Regions from separate parts of the Homo sapiens genome. Here region 1 is linked to region 2. Evidence: chromatin contacts called from ENCODE Hi-C or POLR2A ChIA-PET data. All regions are on one chromosome and are shown on one strand. Each heading gives the region's core, a stretch centred on a gene start or an enhancer-like site at or near the end of the contact. The rest is flanking DNA. Distances are from core to core; before and after follow the strand shown. Region 1 holds the start of LINC01627 (long intergenic non-protein coding RNA 1627). Region 2 holds the start of EXOSC3 (exosome component 3).

The links. Hi-C counts contacts between places; a loop is a spot of excess contacts on that map. ChIA-PET counts read pairs that join two places held with the same protein, here RNA polymerase II (POLR2A). Pooled maps may share reads with other maps.
Region 1: POLR2A ChIA-PET joins it to region 2 with 10 read pairs in activated CD8-positive, alpha-beta memory T cell. The contact joins the promoter of LINC01627 here to the promoter of EXOSC3 in region 2. A Hi-C loop is called at or near these places in 2 of 50 pooled maps. POLR2A ChIA-PET finds 5 or more read pairs at or near these places in 2 of 52 experiments (K562 and activated CD8-positive, alpha-beta memory T cell).

The regions. Positions count from the first base shown.
Region 1 is chr9:37,393,310-37,396,224 of GRCh38, forward strand. It overlaps LINC01627 (long intergenic non-protein coding RNA 1627), which reads right to left and starts at 1,485. Exons shown (of 3, transcript XR_002956875.2): 1 at 1,338-1,485. LOC124902153 (a long non-coding RNA gene) reads left to right here. Exons shown (of 3, transcript XR_007061478.1): 3 at 1,913-2,915. RefSeq lists an enhancer at 2,423-2,717.
Region 2 is chr9:37,783,642-37,786,766 of GRCh38, forward strand. It overlaps EXOSC3 (exosome component 3), which reads right to left and starts at 1,423. Exons shown (of 4, transcript NM_016042.4): 1 at 1,080-1,423; 2 at 273-422. The coding sequence starts at 1,403. RefSeq lists enhancers at 1,106-1,165, 1,163-1,678, 1,176-1,315.

The DNA.
Region 1 (2,915 bases), core at 235-2,734, 390 kb before region 2:
CACTACAACAAACAATTGGGATGTCTCATCTAATTTGTTATTAAGAAAATTCTCACCTGAGTGGGTGGCTCACACCTGTAATCCCAACACTTTGGGAGGCCAGTGTGGGAGGATCACCTGAGCTCAGGAATTTGAGACCATACTGGCAACATAGGGAGACCCTGTCTCTACTAAAAATAAAATAAAAATTAAAAAATTAGTTGGTCATAGTGGCACACACCTGCGGCCCCAGCTACTCGAGAGGCTGAGGTGAGAAGACGCCTTGAGCCCAGGAGGTGGAAGTTGCAGTGAGCCGTGATCACACCACTGCACTCCAGCCTGGGCAACAGACAGAGACCCTGTCTCAAAAATAAAAAGAAAGAAAAGAAAAGAAAATTCTCAGCTGAGCACTGTGGCTTATGCCTGTAATCTCAATATTTTGGCAGGCCAGGGGCCTGAGGCTGCTTAAGTCTGCTGACTGGCCCCAGGTCACACACAGTGAGTCTGGGTCCCATAGGGACCGGACGTGCTGACCTCTGTGGAGCTTTGCGCCCAATCACCCAGAGGCAGCAGGAGGAGTTTCTTTTTTGTTTTATTTTGTTTGAGACAGGGTCTTGCTCTGTTGCTGAGTTCAGAGTGCAGTGGCACAATCATAGGTCACTGCAGCCTCAATCTCCTGAGCTCAGGAGATCCTCCCACCTCAGCCTTCCAAGTGGCTGGCACTACAGTTGTGTGCCACTATGCCTGACTAATTTTTTTTAATTAGAGATGGGGGTCTCACTACATTATTGCCCAGGCTGGTCTTGAACTCCTGGGCTCAAGAGATCCTCCCACTTTGGCCTCCCAAAGTGCTGGGGTTACACATGTTAGCCACCATGCCCACCTCAATCAAGATTTGTTTCTTTTCTTTTTTTATTGAGATAGGATCTCACTCTGTTGCCCAAGCTGGAGTGCAGTGTACAGTGGCATGATCTTGGCTCACTGCAGGCTCTACCTCCTGGGCTCAAGGGATCCTCCTACCTCAGCCTCCTGAGTAATTTGGACTACAGGTGTGCACCATCAGGCCTCGCTAAATTTTGTTTCTTTTGTTTTGTTTTGCAGAGACAGGGTCTCACTATGTTGCCCAGCTTGGTCTCAAACTTCTGGCCTCAAATGATCCTCCCACCTTGGCCCCCAAATCTGTGGGCTACAGATGTGAGCCACTGCACCCAGCCTCGAGGTTTGTTTCTTAAACTATCACCCTCCAGGGGCTGCTCTGTATTCATGCACCTTCATGCATTTGGCTCTGGGCTCTACCCACCTCCCCTCACCCCAGATTCTGCCAAGCTGGTGCTTAGGACAGTGGCCCTCCCACTTACGCTGAGGCCGAGATCTCTGACATGTTTGTGGGCCTCACTTCCCAGGTGCCTCCCAGCCCCACATGAGCTGTCTCGTAGGGCCAAGACAGCACTTTTGTATGGGGGTCTGTTTCAGAGGCACAGATGGCTCCAAACACGTCTTCTGCATCTGTAAAAGATAACAGGTGTACATTTAAAGAAAGGAATTCATACATATTTAATGATTTAGCTTAAGCAACTGGGCAAATATTCATTTTCTTAAGGTGGTAATACATAATTAACTGATAATAAAATTAATTGGGTAAAACAGTCTAAAAATAATGCAGTACTTATTACATGAGGGAATATAACTGCATTGAAAGAGGTTTAATTGTTCCAGAGACTGATGAGTCCCCAAAAGCAGCAAAGGGAAGAGGTTTTTCCACCTTTGGAATAAGGGCTCTGAGTGGGCGCTTCCTGTTCACCCTGTGGGAATAGGGTGGGAATGGAGGGTGGAGAGGAAGATGGTTTCTTGCAATTTAACAGCTTCACAACGGGTTTAGAGAGCATCCCAATGTCTACTCCCAACCCTAACCACACATCTTCACCCCTGCCAGGTCAAAAAATACAGAAAAGAAAGAATCTACCACAGATACCCTTTTATTAGATCAGAAGAGAGAAAGCTTGTAGACGCCTCGTGAACTCACCCCTTCCACTGCGAAGTGCCAGACCCTGGGCTGGACACCGTGGGAGAGGCCAGCTGGGCAAGTCTGTCCTTCGGGGAGGTCTGGGGTGTTTGGGGAAGGGAGATAGGGACACACAATCCTCACAACAACTGCAAAAAGAAGTGTGAGCACGTGGGGGCAGAGGGAGCGTCAGTCAGACGGGAGGTGATCGGGACTGGAGAGAGATGTCCCAGAGGAGGTGGCTTGGGCAGGTGGGCTTTGACTGGCGTCTATGGGAGAGGAGCCCGTAGGAAGAAGAGAGAGCAGGACAGCTGGGATTGAGTTGGGCTGAAGCCGGACCGGGGAGGGTGTGGCAAGAGATGAGGCTGAACCGGTGGGCTGGAGGAGGGGGTCCCAGGAAAAGCAGCTCTGGTCCCACCGTCAGCCCTGCCTTTTATTATTAATCTCTCTTGTGAATTCAGGTGGGAAAAGGCCTGCTGAGAGTAGTGCCAGAATTCACAGGAGAAAGATTCTGTAATTTCTTTGAGCTCTGTGACTCTGGACAAAGTATTCAGTATTAATGCAGTTGACCATGACGTCTTCTGTGTGCGCGACTGACAGACCAAATTACCTTTCCTTATCTCCTGGCGAGAAAAAAGGACCATTTTCTTGACATATTTCATAATCATTTCACCTGCTTGCCCCCTATGGAGAGCGCCGGTGACCCGGCCCCCTCCCCTCCCACACAATGCAGGAAGTATGTCATCTAATAAGCCCAGTTTCTAAAGAATGTTTTTAATCTTGGAATAGTGAGTGTGATTTTTGATTGTATTTTTAATTCTCTATCTACTTTTTTAAAAGCACACGCTTTTGTTCTAATTCTCATCTTAGCTCATCAGGGCCAGGAGGAAGCGTGGACATCTTCCATTCCATGGATCTGCTTAGCATTTGACAG
Region 2 (3,125 bases), core at 173-2,672:
GATAGATACAACCTTTCAACTCAGTAGAAATGAAACATCCCAAGAACAAATGTAGCCAATGTAAAATAAATTGTAAATGTAAAAAATAATAATAATAATTATGTGGCTCTGATCCTGGAGCATCTGAAGAAACTCTTGGAGCCTGGGGCAATTATATACAAGCTCAGAGATCTAGGTCATGCTTTGGAGACAATTCAGATAGCCTTCTGGATATGTGAGTGTTCTAGGGAATGGATGTTTGTTTCTTTGAAACCAAAGGCTCCCGTAATTACCTGCACATTTGGTCTGTTTCTTTTAGTTGCACCTTCAAATGACAAGTAAGACAAAGAAGCTGGCTCACTCCCTCCAACATCAACTTTGAATATATCTCCAGATTTAGCTGTCACTATGCCAATCACATGGTCTCCTTTTACTGGAACATACTACAAAAAGAAACAGAATGAAAAAACAGCCATAAATGACAAGATACCATTGGAAGATACCTTCAGCAAGTCCTTTGTGGTTACTTTATTGTCATTAAAGAGAAATCTGATCAAATGCCACTTTCGGTAAAAGAAAATCACTTCATAAAGTGCCGGGTGTGCAGCTTCTGGTAGTCTGTTAATTGAGTCCAAACTCCATTATCTCTTAGGCACCCCAACCAGTAAGTCTCTAGCTTTGTGGCATAAGTCCAGTGGCAAAGGAATCCTTACAACCAAGGAAGCCCATTCCATAGACAATTTTTTCTATATGAAATTCTTACCTGTTCTAGGAGAAATTAACTCCCTATGACATCCACTCATTGAGCCTAGTCCTGCCCTCTGAGACTCCAAACGGCAGGCCTGCTGTGGGGTTTTGAAGACTATAATCATGACTCACGGTCTCCAAACGTTTTTCTCTCCTGGTCGCCCTTCTCAGGCTATGTTCCTATTGTTCACGGTCCCTCTAAAGGACATGCAGAAGTGGGCACAAGACTACGGTGGCTCTAGGTTTGCCTGAACAAAAGAGGGCCTCAGGGTCCCTCTCTTCTTTTGGGAGGTCTTCTCAAAGCAGGGCTACCACTCTCACTGCCGCACCACCCCTCCGGAGTCCCAGCTCACCCGCTTCTGCTGAGAGTCCACCCAGTAAACACCGCCGCCGCTGCCACTGCCGGGCTCCTTGTGACGGAGGCGGCCGCACTTGGTGACCAGCAGGCGGTCCCCACAGCGCCGAAGGCCCGGACCGCATACAACGCGCACCCGCGAGCACGCTCTAGCATTCAGGCTCAACGGTCGCTCCACTGCACCCCCAGGGCCTTCCGCGTCCTCCTGTTCCGGCAGGAGCAGCTCCTCACCCGGGAGCACCACCTGACCTAGTACTGTGCGTGCAGCGCGCGCCCTGCTGCCCGCGAGAGATTCAGCCGCGACAGACGCAGGTTCGGCCATCGCGGGCTCCACCAAACACCGTTTCCGGTACCCGCCTTCCGCTTCCGCTCCGCTTCCAACACCCGCCCTTGAGGACTTTCCGTTTCCGGCAGTAGCGGTCCGTTGGATTCGGACCAGTTTATGAAGCTTGATGGCCGTCAGCTCACGGGTCCCTGTCCAAGGTGGCAGTGATTGTGGCCGGCCACCTATCTGACAGCCTGGCCGCGGGTCGGTATGAAAACCGCGCAGCTTGGTCCATCGAAAAGCCTCCACTTCCAGTGTCTCGGGTCGCGTGTTTTGTGACCGGTCGCATCGTGGGGATACGAGATACTTCCACTTAAGAGTTTCTTGGGATCTCTGGAAGCTGAGCAGAGGGGCTTTGAAAATTGGACGCTGGGGCCGGGCGCGGTGGCTCACGCCTGTAATCCCAGAAGTTTGGGAGGCCGAGGCGGGTGGATCATTTGAGGTCAGGAGTTCAAGACCAGCCTGGCCACCATGGTGAAACCCTGTCTCTACTAAAAATACAAAAATTAGCCGGGCGTGGTGGCACGCACGTGTAATCCCAGCTACTCGGAAGGCTGAGACAGGAGAATCACTTGAACCTAGGAGGCGGAGGTTACAGTGAGCCTAGATGGTGCCACTGCACTCCAGTCTGGAGGACAGAGTGAGACCCTGTCAAAAAAAAAAAAAAAAGGGAAATTGGACGCTAGGTGGGTTCATGGGACCTTCTTTCCGACTCCGCCCTCAGAAGAGTGGCTGACCTTTTAACAGGAAAAGTAGTTTTTTTCAAAATAAATAAAACCTTCTTGGTTGTTAGAGATCTAGTCACATTTAGAAAACACAGAGAAAAATAAAAGAAGAAAATAAACGATGTTTTAATCTTGCCCGTTTTTCTCCCTTGCTACACTGTAGTTCTGATTCTTTAGAGCCCAAGGTGTGGCATGAAATAGGTAATACCTGATGAATGAACGAATGTATTCCTTTGGTGTGTATTTCTCCCTAGACTTTTTCCCCCTGCAAATATACATATTTCACATGCTTCCGATAGCCCTACATGGCCTGGAATATCAGTAACTCAAATTTCCCTGGAGCACACTTAGTTGCGCACGTGAGAAGCAGTTGAATTCCAAACCCAAAGAGATTCCAATCATCTATCTGACTTTGGGGGTTCTATTTTAAATCACCGTTTTCTCTGTCAACTCGAACCTTCAATTAGTGCTTGATCAGATTCTCCAGCAGTGGTAGAATTCCTAGGGTCTGGGAGGCCGTGACTGACCGATTGCCTTTAGCGGCCCTCCCTTTCTACTGCTCATCTCTTTGAGGCACCTGCTTCCAACGTAATTTTTAGATTTTTTTTTTTAGACGGAGTCTCGCTCTGTCGCCCAGGCTGGACTACAGTGGCACCATCTCGGCTCACTGCAACCTCCGCCTCCCAGGTTCAAGCAATTCTCCTGCCTCAGGCTCCCGAGTAGCTAGGATTACAGGAGTGCACCACCGCACCTGGCTAATTTTTGTATTTTTAGTAGAGACAGCGTTTCACCATGCTGGCCAGGCTGGTCTTGAACGCCTGACCTCAAGCGATAGGCCCACTTTGGCCTCCCAAAGTACTGGGATTACAGGCATGAGCCACCAAGCCCGGCCGAATTTTTAGATTTTTTAGGATGATTAAGACAGATCATCTCTAACACACCCTCCAAATTTGGCAAGCCATTTTCCCCTGGGTATAAAAAAAGGTCAACAAAT